Linked DNA regions of Homo sapiens: all the other regions are linked to region 2. Evidence: chromatin contacts called from ENCODE Hi-C or POLR2A ChIA-PET data. All regions are on one chromosome and are shown on one strand. The core of a region is the stretch at or near the end of the contact, and the rest is flanking DNA. Distances in the headings are between cores, read along the strand shown.

Evidence for each region. A loop is a pair of places that touch in the nucleus more often than their neighbours do. ChIA-PET counts read pairs that join two places held with the same protein, here RNA polymerase II (POLR2A). Pooled maps may share reads with other maps.
Region 1: a loop to region 2 is called in a pooled map, with 8 times the contacts of the local background. The contact joins two enhancer-like sites. A Hi-C loop is called at or near these places in 3 of 37 single-sample maps with no recorded cell type and 3 of 50 pooled maps. POLR2A ChIA-PET finds 5 or more read pairs at or near these places in 1 of 52 experiments (Panc1).
Region 3: a map with no recorded cell type shows a loop between it and region 2 (14-fold over the local background). The contact joins two enhancer-like sites. A Hi-C loop is called at or near these places in 4 of 37 single-sample maps with no recorded cell type and 2 of 50 pooled maps.

What each region holds. Positions count from the first base shown.
Region 1 is chr11:111,003,869-111,008,905 of GRCh38, forward strand. All of the region lies in intron 2 of LOC105369489 (a long non-coding RNA gene), which reads right to left. Among named protein-coding and RNA genes, the nearest start is that of LINC02550, 91 kb to the right of the region's middle. Within about 2 kb of position 1,268, at least 3 of the 41 ENCODE cell types and tissues checked have a DNase peak (open chromatin) inside an H3K27ac peak, as active enhancers do.
Region 2 is chr11:110,524,283-110,529,128 of GRCh38, forward strand. No RefSeq gene overlaps it. Among named protein-coding and RNA genes, the nearest start is that of FDX1, 97 kb to the left of the region's middle. Within about 2 kb of position 2,234, at least 4 of the 41 ENCODE cell types and tissues checked have a DNase peak (open chromatin) inside an H3K27ac peak, as active enhancers do.
Region 3 is chr11:110,857,039-110,861,465 of GRCh38, forward strand. No RefSeq gene overlaps it. Among named protein-coding and RNA genes, the nearest start is that of ARHGAP20, 150 kb to the left of the region's middle. Within about 2 kb of position 1,558, at least 5 of the 41 ENCODE cell types and tissues checked have a DNase peak (open chromatin) inside an H3K27ac peak, as active enhancers do.

The DNA.
Region 1 (5,037 bases), core at 18-2,517, 480 kb after region 2:
CATAGGTTCTTCTCTCTGCTTATCCCAGGGTGGAGGGGCCTCCTGTTGGCAAGAAGTGCCCTGGACATAACAGGACTGCCTTCCCAATGGGGGTATCATGTATTGCTCAGGAAGGCACAGAGCCAGTAGCCTCAATGAAGGGCAAGCCCCTCTTTGTGCAGACCCCACTGGTTATGACTCTGAGGCTCACAGAAAGTTCCACTCACTGAAACCCCACCAGAAACAATCAGTCCCAATATAGTGTGAAAGAAGAGCTTCACTTAAAAACCATCATTAAAACTTTCACTCCCACTATCACTATGTTGTTAGCACCCTCAATTAAAGCAGAGATTTCCCTCCTGGAAATCACTATGAGTCTGTTACAATCACTAGGTCCCTGATACAATGAAAATATTTTCCTTGAAAGAGGCAACATTCATCCAGAATTACCATTGGACCTATATTTCATATGAGGGATATTGCTTATAACCTCTCATTGAGTACTATGCATCCGTTATAATAATTCTTGAAAACCACTATAGGATGTTGATATTCTTATTCCTTTCTGCAGATAAGGAAACCTAGGTTCCATTAAGGTTCAGAAACTTGCCTCCAAGATGTCATAGAGCTATTAGGTGTAAGACCCATCACTCCTGTACACCAGTGTGGATTATCTCAGGCAAGCCATCATTACCTACTAGGGAGGAAGGAATGGTCATAAGAGAGATGGGGACAGCTCCAGCATTCTGTATATGGGGGTCTTCGGGATGACAATCTGGTTGGGGCAACATGGAGGTGGTTTTTTTTTTTCTTTCCAGAAAATTCTCTTGGAAGCTATGGTTACATTGCAAACTCATATTTTAAAAAAACTCAGTTGGAGTGACTTGAAGAGGAGATTGATGGAACTTGTAGGGGAGTCTAAGATCACCAACCACCCCTGAGTAATGACCTTAAGCCACCATTAGGTTTATCCAATAGCATTTGTTTAAGCAGTTTCCATGTGCCAGGCTCTATGCTGGAAACACACAGTTGGCCCTTTGCTTAAGTCACTCAAGAAAACCAGGGGGAAAGAAGTAGCACTGACAAAATTATGTCATCATTTGAAAGGTGGCAATTCAGAAATATCCAAGATTCACAGTAAGAGTAAATCCTATGGCTTTCCTTTTTATGGTTCTAATCTAAATGATCATTATCATCTCTCAGGACTAGAGATTTTATTTTTCTCACAGAGTATGTGGTCTCCAGGCACACAGCTTGCATAAATCCTGAACACATTCCTCAAGGCTTTATGATGTGTGTGTGTGTGTGTGTGTGTGTGTGTGTGTGTGTGTGTGTGTGTGTGAAAGAGAACAGAGAGAGAGAATGTTACAGGGAGGATGCATGACTCCCTGCTGTGATCTGACAACATTCAGGAAATTTAGAGTTAACATTCTTACAGTCAGCAGTCGCATAGGAGACTGGGCCTCAATCTCTGCATTCCTGGGCTGTCGTCGGCTTCACGATTTCAATGTGCCTCAGTGTCTGTTTTGTATTTAACTCTGCCCCACATATAACACCACAAGACCTGTCCGTGGTTTTGCTGTTAGAGAATGGTTAATATCTAAAGAGGGTGGGTGCCCTCACCAAGCACCCCCAGGGGAGATCTCAAGCTAGAAAGATAATGATCACTTTCATGGAGAAAACCACACAGGCACAAACACCAGAAACTGATATTTAAACCCCGAACTCATAAGGGACCCCACGTTTTCCCATTAGCTGGCTTTGTCTGTTTCTCCTCATCAGCAAACATATGCTCTCCATGGAACCAGCCCAGCCCATCTGAACCAGTTACTATTTCTGTAAGAAGTAGGAGGGGGAGGAGAAAGGGAGAAGAAATTTTACATTACCATTCTCATGCGGTGCTATAAATATTTGCCACAGAAAGCCATGAGGTCTCATTTGCATGAATGATACCACAAAAGCCAACTGTGCCTCTGTGAACTAAGGCCTCTCTCACTCTGTCCTGAGTGCACTGCTTAAATATTGGGGTGGGCTCTTTGATTAGAGAGATCTTAGTTTGACTCCCAGCTCTGCAACATAACATTGTATGACCTTGAGAAACGTAATTGACTTCCATTTCCCAATTTCAACTATCCCATTCTCTCACTACCGTCTTCTACCTGCCAATTCCCTGCCACCACCAGTAGTTCAACAACACTTTGACTCCTACCAAGATCTTGTTTTATTGATCTATACAAGTGTTTCACCATCCCTTACCTCTTGCATGGCCTCCTTTTATTCATTATTCATTTAAAAACGCCACGGCCATTCAGTAATTCTTGAGTGTATTTTTAATTTCCTTGTCCCTCTCCTTTGGCATATTTGCTTGGCTAAATGAGAAACCTAGTTACATCCACCTCTTTGCCTCTTCCTCACCTGAGCCTGTAGCGTTGGACATGTTTGGAGAAAAACACATAATCTTACTGACTAGTCTCATTAAGTTTATGACTACCATCTTCAGCTGTGCCTTCTGCTGCCTGGCAACCACTCTGCCTCCCTAGCCAGTTCACTGTCTCATTTTCCTAGCTGAGGATCTCATACGTCCTCTGTTCTCTTAAACCCCCTACCCCCACTCTCCCTCTCAATTACTGGCTTTGCTTCCTGCTTTCCCGAGAAAAATGAAGAGAGAATTTCCACAAACTCCCACTTCCGCCTCTACCCATCTCCCTATATCTCATTTCTGTTAATGTGGATGAACACACTCTGCTCTCAGCTGAGCAAACCTTGCCACTTCTTTCTCTCGTGCATCATAGGATTTTTTTTTTCTGTATTCAAACTGTTCCCATACTAGCATGCTGTTATTCCGTTTTACTAAAAATCTTTCTTTTGACTCCACTTTCCTCTGTAGCTATAGCCCCCATTTCTCCCTTTCCCTTTATAGCAAAACTCTTTGAAAGAGCAATCTATACAATAGTTACTGTCTCTAGATTCTCCCAACTCTTTCTTGAACACATTCAAATCAGGGTTTTGCTCCAGTGAAAGCATTCTTATTAAGACCACCAATAACTTCCATGTTTCTAAATGTAATGCTATGCACTCGGTAGATATTCTTGAATGATGAATGAATCACTCTAAACCTCATTTTCTTCATATGTAAAATGACATAATAATATCTACTTTTGATATTTGTTGTGGTGACTGATGTACTATAGGCAAAGAATTTCAGAGTAAGTGCTAAATTATATATTAAGCAAAAGACGTTTGCTACATTTTGAGAGGAAATATTTACCTGCAAAGACTCTGCAGCTTCTTTCAATGCTGAACCTTCAGTGAAAGGTGTTGCCCACACCAGTAACCACCCCTTGCTCTTATGAAAAGATTTCCTCCCATTCCTCTAAAGATGGCAACTTTCATTTTCCTAAATTGGATATTAAACTTTGATATGTTGGAAGATGTGAATGTATGTTGTTTGCTGATGAAATTGTGGGGCTTCCTTCCAGTGAGGGGAAGGGCGAGACATCTGGGTTGAAGAGACATCAGCACACTGAGTTTGTTCATTAAGTAGGACCTCCAATATATATGCAACCATTTGAAAATAATTGAAATCTGTTGGGGAAGAGAGAAAGAGAGAGGCATGCAAGGATAGATGGCTGATAACTGAGCACTGCACCTATTTGGTTGAAGACAGTAAAAGGACGGAATGGTCCAGCCAAACTCATTGGCAAGTAGGTGAGCCAGGGGAAGGACTCTAGATTAAACATTTCTCTCCAAGACTCCCATCATACCCTGCTGGAGGGAATATGCATTCCTAAAACTTTTGGGGCCAATTTGACAACATGTTTTTAAAAAGTTTGAAACACGCATGTTCTTTGATCTAGTCATTCAATTTCTAGGAATTTATTCTAAGGAAATAATTATAGATAAGCACAGAGGTTTAGTTACAAGACAGTTTGCTACAACATGGCCCATACTATGGTTTAAAAAAAAAACTAGAAAAATATAAATGTTTACCAATAAGGAATTGGTTAAATACATCATTTATTCAGTTTAATGATATTCAATGAAGTCATTAAAAATATGCTGGAGATTATATTACATGATGTTGAAATATGTTCACAATACATTGTTAAGTGAAAAAATCAAGTTGCAAAACATTATGTAGAGAATGATTTACATTTTTATAAGTTTTTAAGAAAAAAGTTTGAGAGACTTTGTAACCAAATAGTAATAGTTGTGGGATTACAAGTGATTTTCATTTTCTTCTTTTTACTTATTTATATTTTAAAATTTTTCTACAAGTGTGCATTACTTGTGTAGTAAAAGTTAAATCCATAGAGAAAAGTTCTCTCTCTAGTCAGTATAGGACCTTTTGTTCTTTCTCCTGGCCCCTAATGATCATATGCAAATGGACCGAGACTGAAGATACACACAAGTTAATAGGCATACAGCAAGAGGGGAGTGACTTGATATTTTTAAAGAATGTCCATCCATCATTCATTTGCCAAACATTGATGTGTGAACCATGTTTGGCACTATACAAGTATCTAGCCAGCAATGAGATTAACGTGGCCTCCCATCCTCATGTAGTTTTTCATTTACTAGAGAAAACAGATAGTAAGCAAATAATTATGCAAATATGGGAATTGTTACAGAAGAAAAATTTAGTTGTAACAGAGCACATAGAAGAATTTAACCCAGTCTTCAGGGTGAAACTCTTCGGGTTTTAGATACATGGGAAGGAGCACTCCGGACTGATTTCTGCCTTTCTGATTTCTCCCATGATGTGTCTAAGGGAAACTGCCAGTGTGATCGGACTGGACAATGTCCTATTGCTGGTCTCTAGAGTTATTATAGAATCACAGTTCCCAGCCATTCCACTTGTCAGGAGCCAGGAGACCTGCCTGGTTCAAGTCCCAGCTCTGCCGCTTCTAGCTGTGTGACCTCATACAAGTCACTTCATGTCTGGTTTTACTCTCAATATTTACAGAATGAGCTGATTGGTTTAGACAACTCAACAACAACAAAAAGTCTGGGACTGTATGACTTCAGAGGGCCAGAAAGACTCACAAGAGAGGGAAG
Region 2 (4,846 bases), core at 984-3,483:
TAACACTGAGCATATGGCCGTTAGTGCTATGACTCATGTCTGAACGAAGCTTCTCTAACACGTGTTTTCTCCATGAGGTTCATCACAGCCCTCTTGCTCATGGGAACACTAGACAGCACTTCAGCCTTGTGCGTGGGGCAATCTTAAGTAGTGAAATCACCAACAAAAATAAAAATGCAAAAAATGTGCCACTAAATAGACCACAGAAAGGACACTTGTTTACAGTGTGAAACAAGAAGACAGAGTGTTGATCAACCTTCCTTGACCTCATCTGAGAATGTTTGTATCGGATGACTCAAAGTTTTCATCACTCTGTATGTCTGCAAGTAACCGTCAAAGCCCTATGAATATTGATTCAGGGGGCTATAATTCTGAAATACATTTTAGCAAGCAGGCAAATCTGCAAATATAGAATGTCAGTGATGAGTATCAGCTGTTTGTATGTGTGAACGTTGCAGACACTATGTCTCTTCCCCCTGAATGCATCTTTTAAGAATAAGGATATTCTCCAACATAACTACATGACCGTTACCCTGCCCAGGATAACTAACCTTCATTCAATAATATCATCTGTTATGCAGTTTATATTCAAACTTCTCCAATGTTCCCCAAGAATTCGAAGAGCTGTTTTTTGGGGGGGGCCTAAATTCAATCAAGGCTCACCCACACATTGCATGTAATTGTCTCTTTAGTCTCCTTTAATCTATACATCTCCTGCCTTTTAAGAAATTAACATTGATATGTTTGAAGAGTCCAAGCCAATGGTCTCTTAGAATGTCCCACATCCTAGATTTATCTGGTTGCTTCCTCATGATTAAATGTTGATGAAACCCTTTGGGCAGGATTACCCCAAAGCGGGTATTGGGTACTGCTTTTGCAGGCCAGGAGAAGGCTCCTATCACTTTGTCCCTCTATTGGTGAGGCTGTTTCATTCCTTCATTAAATTACTGCTGTAGATTGGGTGTGATGGCTCACTCACGCTTGTAATCCCAGCACTTTGGGAGGCCAAGGCAGGAGGATCCCTTGAGCCCAGGAATTCGAGACCAGCCTGGGCAACATAGGGAGACCCCATCTCCATACAAAATTTAAAACATTAGCCAGGCATGATGGCACATACTTGTAGTGCCAGCTAATCAGGAGGCTGAGGCAGGAGGGCTGCTTGAATCCAGGAATTTGAGGCTGCAGTGAGTCATGATTGTGCCCCTGCACTCCAACCTGGGTGACAGAGTGAGACTCTGTCTCAGGAACAAATAAATAAAAATGAAGTGCTGCTCTAGGTGAAGTAGGGTCAGCGCTGTAGAGGTGAGGGCCTGAAGAGTGGAGGAAGAACCAGGGATCATTGTTGTGAATGGGGAAGGAAGTCTTAGGGGCTGAATCCCGGCAGCGGCCTCTCTCCCAGGAGCAGAGGGCCTGCATCTGTCCTGGAGCCCTTCCCTTGTCAAGAGCATGAAGAAACACAGCGTCAATGTCTGGGGGCCTACTTTCAATTTCCAGTGAAATTAGGACAAAGTTCCTTTAGGCTTGATATCATTTCTTTTAAGCCTGAGGCTTGAAGTTGGAGCATTCTAAATGCGTAGGAAACTGTTATGAATAGCAACGAAAGGCAGAGTAACTAACACCTGACATAGCTATTTTCCTTGCCATTGCCTCTGCATGATTTAATATTTAATATGCTTGTGGTCAAACCAAGTCTGAACAGAGCAAGCCTGAAGCACTTCTAGCAACACAGCCAGGTGGCCAGGAGCCCAAAGTGATATAACTGCGGTTTACTCACAGGCTTTCAGAGTAACCTTTAGGGCTGGTTGAACTCTCAGACACCACTTAGCATTTCCTAACAATGATCTGTAATGCATTTGGGAAGCCTGTCTGAATCACCCAATTAGATCATGCTTTCTAATGGGCCTCAATGCAGAGATGCTGCCAACAGCTTTGGCAGAGGCACACAGAGCCCCCTTCTTTACAAGGCATCTTCCACTCTCTGTTTTTGATTTCACTCTCACAACATCACTGTGTTGTATCCCAGGTGGATGCTACTATTCCCACTTGCAGATGAGGAATCTGAGGCTCGCTGAAGTTAAGTGACTTGTGCAACGTCACAAAACCATTGAATGGTTGCTGTGAGCTTTCAACTCAGGAAAGGGCTTGACTTTCCCCTCAGGTGCCCTTTCCACTGTGGTGTTGGGAGTTAAGTAGAGGCAGACAGGTCATTACTGGATGGGAAATGCCCTGTGAGCCATTGCCAGCTATGTTTCTGTGTTGGCCTCCAGCAGTGCTTGTCTGATCAGAGACAGGGGTTATGTGGTTAGAACTGGGAAGAAGGCACCCACTAAAATTCTCTAGTGACTTGTTTTCACTTTTGTTTTAGGTTTAGGGGTATAAGTACAGGTTTATTATATAGGTAAATTGCATGTCACAGGGGTTTGGTATACAGATTATTTCATCACCCAGGTAATAAGCAGAGTACCGGATAGACAGTTGTTGAATCCTCACCCTCCTCCCACCTTGTACCTTCAAGTAGGCCCCGGTATCTATTGTTCCCTTCTTTGTGTTTACGTGTACTCAGTGTTTAGCTCCCACTTACAAGTGAGAACGTGGAGTATTTGGTTTTCTGTTTCTTTGTTAGTTTGCTGAGGATAATGGCCTCCAGCTCCATCCATGTTGCTACAAAGGATATGAGCTCATTTTTTAAAAATGGCTGTGTAGTATTCCGTGGTGTATATGTACCACATTTTCTTTATCCAGTCTACCATTGATGGGCATATAGGTTGACTCCATGTCTTTGCTCACTGTGAATAGTGCTGCGGTGAACATACATGTGCATGTGTCTTTATGGTAGAATGATTTATATTCCTTTGGGTATATACCCAATAATAGGATTGCTGAGTTGAATGGTAATTCTGTTTTGAGTTCTTTGAGAAATCTCCAAACTGCTTTCCATAATGGCTGAACTAATTTACATTTCCACCAGCAGTGTATGAGCATTCCCTTTTCTCTGCAACCTCGCTAGCATCTGTTATTTTCTGACTTTTTAGTAATGGCCACTCTGACTGGTGTGAAATGGTATCTCATTGTGGTTTTGATTTGCATTTCTCTGATGATTAGTAATGTGGGCATTTTTTCATATGCTTTTTGGCTGCATATTTGTCTTCTTTTGAAAACTCTGTTTATGTTCTTTGCCCACTCTTTAATGGGGTTGTTTTTTGCTTGTAAATTTAAGCTTATAGATTCTTGATATGAGACCTTTTTCAGATGCATACTTTGCAAATATTTTCTCCCATTCTGTAGGTTGTCTGTTTACTCTGTTGGTAGTTTCTTTTACTGTGCAGAAGATCTTTAGTTTAATTAGGTCCCATTTATCCATTTTTGTTTTTGTTGCGATTGCTTTTGGAGTCTTGGTCACAAAATCTTTTCTGTAGCCTATACCCAGAATGCTATTTCCTAGGGTATTTTCCACAGTTTTTATATTTATGTTTTACATTTAAGTCTTTGGTTCATCTTGAGTTGATTTTTGTATATGGTGTAAGGAAGGAATCCAGTTTCAATCTTCTGCATATAGCTAGCCAGTTATTCCAGCACCATTTATTGTATAGGGAGTCCTTTCTCCATTATTTGTTTTTGTTGATTTTGTCGAAGTTCAGATGGTTGTAGAGGTGTGGCTTTATTTTTGGGCTTTCTACTTTGTTCCATTGGTCTATGTGTTGGTTTTAGTACCAGTACCTTATTGTTTTGATTACTGCAGCCTTGTAGTATAGTTTGAAGTCTAGGTATAGAATCATATTGTCTACAAACAGAGATAGTTTGACTTTGTCTCTTTCTATTTGGATGGCTTTTATTTCTTTATCTTGCCTGATTGCTATGGCCACGACTTCCAGTACTATGTTGAATAGGAGTGGTGACAATGGGCATTCTTGTTTTGTTCTGGTTCTCAAGGGGAGTGCTTCCAGCTTTTGCCCATTCAGTGTGATGTTGGCTATGGGTTTGTCATAGATGGCTCTTATTATTTTGAGTTATGTTTCCTAAATGCCTAGTTTGTTGAGGGTTTTTAACATGAAGGGATATTAAATTTATTGAAAGCCTTTTCTGCTTCTGTTGAGATGATCATGTGGTTTCTGTTTTTATTTCTGTTTATGTGATAAATCACATTTGTTTATTCGTATATGTTGAACCAACTTGTGTCCCAGGAATTAAAGCCTACTTGATCATGGTAGATTAGCCTTTCTATGTGCTGCTGGATTCAGTTTGCTAGTATTATGTTGAGTATTTTTGCATGTATGTTCATCAGGGATATTAGCCTGAAGTTTTCTTTTTTCACTGTGTCTCTGCCAGGTTTTGGAACCAGAATGATGCTGGCCTCATAGAATGAGTTAGGAAGGAGTACCTCCTCCTCAGTTTGTTGGAATGGTTTCTGTAGGAATGGTAGCAGCTCTTCTTTATAAATCTGGTGGAATTGGGCTGTGAATCTGTCTGGTCCTGGGCTATTTCTGGTTGGTAGGCTTTTTATTACTGCTTCAGTTTTGGAACTCATTATTGGTCTGCTCATGGATGTGTTTGTAGTAGTCCCCAAGGGTTTTTTGTATTTCTGTTGGGTCAGTGGTAATGTCCCTTTTGTAATTTCTGATTGTGTTTATTCGGATCATCTCTTTCTCTTTTTTTCTTTGTTAGTCTAGCTAGTGGCCTATCAATCATATTTATTCTTTCAAATAATGAACTTTTGATTTTGTTGATCTTTTGTATATTTTTGCATCTCAATTTCATTCAGTTCATCTCTGATTTTGGTTATTTCTTTTCTTCTGCTAGCTTTGGGGTTGGTTTGCTCTTGTTTTTCTAGTTCTTCTAGGTGTGATGT
Region 3 (4,427 bases), core at 308-2,807, 330 kb after region 2:
ATGAGACCCCACATGGTGACAAAGCCAAATGAATTGGTCAATTCCTTTAGAAAGTATTTGGTATCATGTACATATGGTCTACATCTAAAATGATGTCACTCTTGGGTAAATGGCCCCATGAATGTGAATTAGTAATTCCCAAGATTGTGAATAATAACTTTTTTATGAAAGACTATTGTCCACTAAATACCTAGCACTTAAAACTAAAAAACTTGTTTACAATCAATCTAAATATTTGAAGATATCTTAAGTTCTAACCGGAATGCTCACTTTCCTTCCAAATGCCTAGCACTGTACAGATGTAGCCAAGAATTTTGAATCATTGACTAATTCCTTCCTTTCATTTCTTTAACTTCTCCAGTTTATATTGTACTAATCTGGGTGCTTTATATTATGTAGACAATCTTATTGTTAGTTGGCTCCATGCCAAAGACATTTAGTTATAAATGTTAATTATCTTTTTTGGTAGATGAGTAAAATGGAAACTAGGTAAAACCAAGAAAGAATAGCCATCCGTGCTCCTCCTGAAAGAATTTTGAAGTTAAAATCCACTAAAGCATGCAAAGTTCTGTTTTTACTCCTTGATCTTTTCACTCTTAGCCACATACATCTAAAGTTATATTTCTCAAGGGACCCTAAAACAAGATTCAAAAGTGAAAATGTGGAACCATGGTTTGGAGTATGCAGCATAGAAAAATCACCTGAAACTAAACTAAAATGAGCAATTTAAAAACATAAAGGGGCGAAATGACCTGACAAAGAAAGATATCAAATAATTCTGAGCCAGAGTCCCAGGTAAAAATGTCGAAAACTTGCAGCTAAGAATAAAATTAGGAATTAGAGAAAATGTTGCTCTATTGGGCTGGATTTCCTCCAGGTCAACAATCACTGAGTCATTAAGAAAACTGAGAGTCCAAGAGTTCCTGATTCCCTGTGACAGGCCTCCATTCCCCAGATGAAGTTAGTGTGCTGGCTTAGCCACCTCTGCAGGGTGTGGACACCAGCATGAAGAGCAGAAGTCAAGTCTCGCTTTATCTGGCTGTGTTCCTGGTCAGTTTGCATTCTCAACCTCAGAGTGAGGGGGTATGATTTAAATGTGAATGTTTCTTAAAGTTCAGTTAATCCAGAGTGCTTGCAAAAGACCAAATGCTGCAGACCAATGATGGTTTTTTTTATACCAAGAACAAAATTAAATGTTGTCTATCAGCTGGACTAGGGAAAACATGATCCAAGCCACATAATATGCTAGTAGCATAACTACATGCTATGATAATCACCATGATCATCTCACCATCAGGGTTGTAATGATTCCAGAGTAATGATGAGGTTGGATCGTGCTAGCCATACCCTTTCAGCTGACCAGGCTGATCATCCTTGTGATTAAGGACATTGTTGAGTTTGCTTTCATCAGATAGACCCACATTTGCCCTCTCTTTGGAGACAGCGGCATCTGTGAGTACAATTTTTCTTTTATATGGGAGTTCTGCTGACTTTTCGATGAGCAACTTGCCGAAGTCTGCTGTCATAGAATCCCAGAGCCAGCAAGGTCCCTGGGGAGTCATGGAGGCTGCATGTCCATGCTGCACACAAACAGGGTCAGGACGGTCACATCTGGCCATTGTAGCTCATTTATACAGCTGGGATCCAGAAACATCAGTTTCGCTGTGCATGCTGTGCTAACACCCCACAGAGCCCTGGCCTCAAGGAGATGTGAAGAGCTCCATCCACAGCACTGGGTCCTACACACCCAGGTTACTCATGGGTAACCCGGTGGCACGGCATGTTATGATTTGAGAAGAACCAGAATTTGTGTTCTCAGAATTTCCCCATCTGCTGGCACCATGCCTGAATTTCCAACTATTAGATTCACTCCTGTGGGTTAAGAGGATGATTTCTGCTTTTTTTTTTCTCCTTTAGCACAAAAAACCCATTTAACATCAAACCACTTTACAAATCTTCCACATGATAGTTATAATTTTAGTTTCTGATGACTCAAAAAGAAGTAAACAACTACTAAAAATTTTTGTTGTGCTTTTATATGGATTTATATCTAATAAATTATAATAACATCTTCATATGTTAGAAAAATAGTCACCCATGTATTTATGAGCTATATTATTTACTAAGTCTAGAAACAGTGCTTGGTAAACACATGGCTTCATGGATCTCTAGTTCTGCATTCTTTCTCCCCACTCTCCCACCACACGCACCCCATGCTTTATCACCAAGATTTATGATCCACCGATTGGGGCCACTAAGTTAAGCAGCATTTTATAAGCTTGTGTTCTCTGGGACACTGTTCCACAGGGTACAAAATAAGTGTTCAAAAAAAAGTTTGGAAACAGCTGGGTTATTCAAAGTCAAATAGTTCTCTTTCTTGCAGGACTTCTCAGAGCCTCTAATTGCTGACACGCATTTTACATCACTAAGAAGTTATGGATTTCAGCATTCACTAAACCTCTTGAACCATGGAGGCCTTTCCTAGGCATACCTATTGACATATCTGGCGACAACATGCCAAAGAGCAATGCTTTAGGAAACACTGTCTCCAGAAGATTTCTGTTGAATATAAACATACAACCTGGGTATTTATGGCCTCCAATAAAAGAAGTTGTTGAATTGCCAAGAGGAAGGTCTTAAACGAATAGCTTCTTGGGTGTCTCTCCTCTAAGGAGCCTGACACACATAAACAGTACAGCTTATTGTCTCAAGTGACATTTATGGTGATAATTATTATCTCATTAATTGTTCCCCCTCCCTCATTAAAGACAAAACAAAACAAAACCCAGAGGCTAAGAGAGTAAACGGCTTAGAGTCAGTTAGAAAATCAGGCCACACAATGAATGGAAGCATTTTGGTACCACTAAGATAAATGTTCTCTAGATGTTATATAAGAAGACAGCTGTAAATGACGAGTTAATGGGTGCAGCACACCAACATGGCACATGTATACATATGTAACAAACCTGCACGTTGTGCACATGTACCCTAGAACTTAAAGCATAATAATAAAAATAAATAAATAAATAAAAAGAAGACAGCATGTAAAATTCCTGTCTAGACTGGATTCAGGTTTTGCTTGTTTGTTCTGTACCTCATTCAAGGTACATTGCAGTGACAGAGTGGAGACGCCTTTGCCGGCCTTTGCTCCTTTATAGCAAATGCGTCATGGGCAGATGTGGGCTGGCTAGAGACTGCCTTCTGATGACTTCACCAAGTGTCTCCAAGCCTGAACTCCCTCCGATTGTCCACATTCTTTCACCTCAGACATATGCTCAGTTCCCAATTTCACTTGTTAGAGCTTCACCCTCTTTACACTCGAGATTTGGATTCCTGTTGAAATTCTGACCTCCTTGGAGCAGATAGAAATTTAAATTCATATTCTTTAACAATCTTAGCATGACACCAAAAACAGGACATTAGAGGAATATGTAGCAAAGCAAGGAGCATTCGGGTACTGGAGCCACCTAATAGGGTGTCTGTCTCTTCATAGAGACCCAAGGAACCTTCAGGGGGTCTTGTTTTGTCCAAGTTGAGTGGCAAGCTTAAACAGCCAAGTCAGTGAAGGTAAAACAAAGGGCAGACCATCTGTGCTTGCAGACACAGCTAAACTAATGTGAGGGAGAAAATACGGGCAATTACTTAGACATTTTGGAGCCTCAAGCAATTCTTCCTCAATCAAGTGAATATATCAGGTTGTAGAGATTTTTGGACTTGAGGTTACTAGGAGAATTGCTTCAATTTGTCATTCTTTGTTCATGTGTAGACGGTGCTAATGATAACATGTTTGCCACTCACTTATCTCAGTGGAGACATAATTTTGTTTTATAGACTTTTCACACGACATCATGTTGATCAGTTAATAATTTATCAAGAACCTCTAGCCAAATATTAAAACAAATGTGCACCATAACATATCACTATATCTTTTCTTTGAACCATTCAGAGACACAGGCAGCAAGTCAAATTGCAAAACATCTGTGCTTCTTCATGGTCTTAATATAATGTGATTTTAACTTTCCATGCAATTAGAATGAAAACCATTCCAATTCAAAGGCATGAACCAATATGGTGCACCTATTAAGGTTTTAAAACATTCATTCTGTCAAATAGGGAAAAAAATTGGTTCCCTTTGAGATTTTCTCCATTAAACTAGTTTCCTAATTACTACATGCTATTTAAATAGCTTTGACTGCACTTTTTATCTCAAATGATACAGTTTAATTAGCCTGTAAAAACTTGTATGCCTCTAGTGAGAAAAAAATCTCACAACAAATCTAATCTATATCAGAGGACATAGATATTTATTAAAATATTTTTGGTAGCTACCATCATTCTTCTTTTCCCTCCTTATCACCCCAAACTCAATTCCATTCTGTTCTCTAAATACAAAGTATTATAATTAATAGTAATAGCAGTGTCAACTA